2 separate regions of the Homo sapiens genome follow, and region 1 is linked to region 2. The links are chromatin contacts, found by Hi-C in ENCODE. All regions are on one chromosome and are shown on one strand. The core of a region is the stretch at or near the end of the contact, and the rest is flanking DNA. Distances in the headings are between cores, read along the strand shown.

Evidence for each region. A loop is a pair of places that touch in the nucleus more often than their neighbours do. Pooled maps may share reads with other maps.
Region 1: a loop to region 2 is called in a pooled map of heart right ventricle, with 2.3 times the contacts of the local background. The contact joins two enhancer-like sites. A Hi-C loop is called at or near these places in 1 of 168 maps with a recorded cell type or tissue (chondrocyte) and 9 of 50 pooled maps.

Annotation. Positions count from the first base shown.
Region 1 is chr1:15,089,112-15,091,811 of GRCh38, reverse strand. All of the region lies in intron 8 of KAZN (kazrin, periplakin interacting protein), which reads right to left. Among named protein-coding and RNA genes, the nearest start is that of TMEM51-AS1, 62 kb to the left of the region's middle. Within about 2 kb of position 1,276, at least 12 of the 41 ENCODE cell types and tissues checked have a DNase peak (open chromatin) inside an H3K27ac peak, as active enhancers do.
Region 2 is chr1:13,661,395-13,664,094 of GRCh38, reverse strand. No RefSeq gene overlaps it. Among named protein-coding and RNA genes, the nearest start is that of PRDM2, 37 kb to the left of the region's middle. Within about 2 kb of position 1,439, at least 2 of the 41 ENCODE cell types and tissues checked have a DNase peak (open chromatin) inside an H3K27ac peak, as active enhancers do.

The DNA of each region.
Region 1 (2,700 bases), core at 27-2,526, 1.4 Mb before region 2:
TAAAAACTTTGGAAAAATTAAATACTAGGAAGCAATATGAATGGTTATTGATGAGAGTTTGTTTGAAGGAATGACGCTCCATTCATATGTTGGAATATGTGCAATGAATAAAAAGTCCTGTCACGGGAAAACATCCACCACCTACTGCCAAATGAAAAAGGAAAACACGGCCGGGTGCGGTGGCTCACGCCTGTAATCCCAGCACTTTGGGAGGCAGGTAGATCACGAGGTCAGAAGATCGAGACCGTCCTGGCTAACACGGTGAAATCCCATCTCTACTAAAATTACAAAAAATTATCCCGGCGTGGGCGTGGTAGCACACGCCTGTAGTCCCAGCTACTCCAGAGGCTGAGGCAGGAGAATCACTTGAACCTGGGAGGCAGAGGTTGCAGTAAGTCGAGATTGTGCCACTGCACTCCAGTCTGGGCGACAGAACAAGACTCCATTGCAAAAACAAAAAACAAAAAACAACAAAACACAGCAGGCACAGTGTAACCCTGACTGTGGTTTAAAAATTATATGTAGATGTAAAGTGTATAATTATTATATACACGTGTGTGTATACAATATACTAGGTGGAGAAAATCTAGTATATAAAAATATGTAAAGTACTAGATGGATCAACATGAAAAGTCTGTCTCTGGAAAAGAAGTGATAGGTAATTGTGCGAGTGTGTGTGTGAATGTGCCCGTGTGAGTGTGAGAGTATTTGTGACTGTGCATACTTTTCTGTCTCCCAAGTTTTCTGCATTGACTATAGTATGTTTGATATGTAGAAAAAAGCCTAGAAATCTCACTTTTTCAAGTTACAAACCCCCTCCCCACAAGGCCTTCCCTCTCTCCATTTTAAACTCCTTGAGGGACTCTTTGAAAAGGACTGTATCCACCTGGTGACCACACACTCATCCATCATCCCCATCTCCACCAAAACCTGTCTCCCAAACACCTTGTGCCTCAGTTTCCTCCTCTGTAAAGCTAACCCGGTACCATTCTCTGCTGCCTGCCTCCTCTGTGGGCTGCCGTGAGGACTCAGCGGGGGTGAGTGTGACGGGCTGTCCGTGCTGGGACAAGTATGGGTTGAGAGGTCACTGCCAACATTATCACGTTTCCCTTCTCAGTGAGCCTAAGCCCTTTGTTTTTCCCAAGGAAATGGCAGAGGTTGCAGAGAGCTCTGTGCAGGTCACCCGTCTGAGTGGCCTCCTGTTGCCATGGTGCCAGGAATGCGGAAACGGCAGCAGCTGCCTCTGCAGCCCCGCCAGGGCCCCACCTTCCTGCCAGGTGACAGGGCTGTCAGGCCGGGGTGCAGGCCGGCAGCCAGTGCTGGTGCCCGGCTCCCACGGACCGGCATGGCTTGCAGGGAAGTCTTTTGGATCAGGCACAGGACTCCAAATTCTATAGGGATTGGAACAGGCACTGAAACACGGCATCCTTCCTGGATGGGAAAGAGCTGAGAGCCCCCGGGAGGCCTCCAGCCTGGCTGGCTTCACTCTGTTTTATTCTGCTAGCTGAGTCTCACCTCTGTTATGTGCTTCTGGGAAGAGGAGAGGTGATATGTGGCCAAATCTGGTTACCCAAAGTTCCAAGACACGGCCCCTGTCATCCATTTGGACCAGGCTTTGGAGTTGAACAGACCTCAGCATCAGGCAGATTCCTTGAAGCCTCCGTTTCTCCATATATAAAATGGGAATAATGAGAATATCTGCCTCGTAGCTTGAAATGAATGTTATAAACTCTGAATGCGAAGCTATGGGGGTGTGAAAGTTGCAGATACCAGGATGAAATCACTTTTGTCAGAACCAGAAGAATTAGAGCCGGGAAATCACGAAGGAGGGGAACTCATGCTTGCATGTTTGAGATAAGGACTGTCTCAAGGACTTTCTAAAATAGCCCCCAAGAAATTCCTTCTTCAGGACTGCAGCAATTCAGGTAAGATGTTCTCCAAAGAACACTGCCCAGTAACGTCATCTCCACCAATGAACTGATGCCAACTCTAGCTTTGAGCCTCTGCAGCCAATGAAGTCTGTTTCCAAGCAGCTTATGTGAACTTCTCTTTTTTTTTTTTTTTTTTTTTTTTTTTTTTGCCAATAAAAGCTTCCCTTTGCTGTCCCCTCTCCAGACGCACCTATGGCTTGCCACAGCTATACTTCCAGAGACTAATCCATTTATGCTTACTCCCAAATACATTCATCATATAGGAGATATTTTTTTCTGATGTCTGTTTTTTCAGGCTGACAGTAGGCACTTAGTCAAGGCTGGCTATTGTTGGCAATAAGGGGCCCCTCTCCTGGGGCTTGGGCACTGTTTGGCCACACCTAGAGTTTAGCTGCAGCCACTTCCTTCCCACTACATTCCTGGCTACAGCTTTGGTGCCTTCAGAGGGAACAAGTCCTCCTGGTTGTCCAGCCTGGCAGGGCAGAAATTCACTGTCCCTGCTGGACTCTTGCCTGGTCAAGGTGGGAGGGGTGGGGCTCTCAGTGAGGTGAGGGTGGATCTGTCCGTTCTGTGCCCAGGTGGGTGGGTGGGGGGTGTCTGCAGCCCTTGGCTATGTCTCCCCAAGAAAGGGAGCTAAAGGAGCATGGGAAGGAGAGAAAGGAGATGGGAGCAGAAGTTGGCTGCTGCTCCTGAGTCCCCCAGAAGAGGGGAAGGTTCAAAGAAGAGGGTTTGGGGAGAGAAAGGGTGTCCAGATGCAATAAAGATGCGA
Region 2 (2,700 bases), core at 190-2,689:
AACTTTTTACTCATTAGTAGTCAGTCCCTATTTCCATATTCTCATCTCCCCCCAGCGCCACCTCTTGGCCCTAAAAAACCACTAATCCACTTTCCATACATTAAAGGATGATACAGTTTCTTACTTCACAGAGTAGTATCATCCCTATTTACAGATAGGGCAACTGAGACCCAGAGAGGTGAATGTCTTACCGCTATTAAAGAGAGGACTCTATTACTCAATCCAAGGCAAGAACAGAGGTCACAACAAACTTTTTCCGTAAAGAGTCAGATAGCGAATATTTTAAGCTTTATGGGCCATATAGTCTCCATTGCAACTACTCATTTCTGCTATTGTAGAGTGAGTGCCGGCATAGACAATATGTAAACAAATTGGTGTGTCTGTGTTCAGATAAAACTTTATGGCCTGTAATCCCAGCACTTTGGGAGGCTGAGGCGGGCAGATCACAAGGTTAGGAGTTCGAGACCAGCCTGACCAAAGAGACCAGCCTGGCCAACATGGTGAAACCCTGTCCCTACTATAAATGCAAAAATTAGCCAGGCATGGTGGTGGGTGCCTGTAACCCCAGCTACTCAGGAGGCTGAGGCAGAATTGCTTGAACCCAGGAGGTGGAAGTTGCAGTGAGGTGAGATTGCACCATTGCACTCCAGCCTGGGCAACAGAGCGAGAATCCAACTCAAACAAAACAAAACAAAAAAACCCACTTTATTTACAAAAACAGTTGAAGGGCCAGATTTGGCCTGCAGGCTCTAGCTTGTCAATCCTGGAATTAAACCATTACAAAAGGCCTCACATTTACTTGGACAACCCCCACCCCTAATTCCTTCTTCTGCTTCCCTAGATCCATCCTCCCAGATGATCGTTACCCTAAAGTTTGTCTTTATCACTCTCTGACTTAAAAAAAAAAATCTGCTTACCTAAGCTGTGTGTTGTCAAAACAATGTGTTATCTTCTTTTACTGGGTTTGAGCTTTCAAAATGTCATCATATGGTGTGTGGTCTTTGGCTTTTAAAAATTCAGTCTTACGTTTCTAACATTTATGGCCATCGTGGATTCATTTTCATCACTGTGTGTAAAATACTTCATGGGGTGAGCATACTACAAGTCTTGTAAACACGCTCTCCTTGATGGACATGTAGGACAGTTTATTTGCCATTATAAACAATTATAAAACAATTCCTCTAGAAGCAGAATTGCTAGGTTAGAGGATTAAAAAGCTATTTATTTATTTATTTTGAGACGGGGTTGCCTAGGCTGGTCTCGAACTCCTGGGCTCAAGCAATCCTCCCACTGAGGCCTCCCAAAATGCTGGGATTACAGGCATGAGACACTGTGCCTGGTTTTTTTTTTTTTTCTTGTAAAAATGCCTGAGACATGTAAATTACACAGAGTCTGGAGTCAGCGTGACTTCCTGGCTAATTTCCACCATTTCTAGCTTTGTCATCTTGGGCAAATTGCTGTGCCTGTTGCTGAATCCTCTTTTCTTTGGGGGGGTGGGGTGCCTATGTGAAATGAAGATAATAATGGTATCCACCTCCTCATGTTGTTGTGAGGATTAAATGAAATAATCCCCGTAAATCTGTTATTAGCACACTGGTAGCACAGTTTAGGAGTTTAAGGAGTTTTTTCCTCACTTTGTATTTGTCACATGACTTCTCCCCACTAGGCTGCGAAGTTAGTAAGGGCAGTGTTAAAAGAAAAACTTCAGCTGAATTAATTTTAAATGAGTTTAATTGAACAATGCATGATTCCCCAATCAGGCAGCCCCCAGAATCACAGCAGATTTAGAGAAACTCCAGGGATGCCCCCTGGTCAGAACAAATTTATAGACAAAGAAAGGGAAGTGCCATACAGAAATCGGCAGTGAGGTACAGAAACAGCTGGATTGGTTACAGGCTGGTGTTTGTCTTATTTGAACACAGTTTGAACACTTAGCAGTCTCTGAGTGGTTGAAGTATGGCTGCTGGGATTGGCCAAGACTCAACTATTGTAATTGTTACAGGTGTATACTCCTAAATTAGGTTTTCAACCTTGTCTGCCTATTAAGCTAGGTTACAGTTCGTCCACAGGGGCTCGAATATAGAAGTACGGAGTCCTTCCCAGGCCGTATTGAGTTTGCATTAACAGCAAACTGGGTACTTTATCTCAGAAACATCAGTATCCACCATATGTCAGTTTTCAAATAAAGGTGTGTGAATGAATGAAATGATGAATGAAGGAATGTGTGAATGTGATCAGAACTGTGGCCCTGCCAGCTGCAGACACAGGTGTCAATGACCTGGGTGTCACAGTTTTGAGCATGGGGGTGAGGAAGGTGGGGAGGCAGCAACCAGCGTAGGACTCCCTCCGACTGGGTGGAGTGACTGCTTTGGGTCTGACCGCATTAGTCATAAGTAATTCCCTGGACTTCTGCCTTGGAGGAAGCCGTGCAGGTTTGCTGAGGGAGGCCCTGAAAGTCTGACTCTTGGAGATGAAGAGTCTGTGAGCTGCTTCTTTCCACTTGTGAGTAGCAGATGAGCTGCAGAAGAACTAACCTGTATTAGTCCGTTCTCACACTTCTATGAAGAAATACCCGAGACTGGTAATTTATAAAGGAAAGAGGTTTATACTTATAATCATGGCAGAAGGCAAAGGAGAAGCAGGCACCTTTTTCACAGGGTGACAGGATGGAGTGAGTACCAGATGATTATATAACCATCA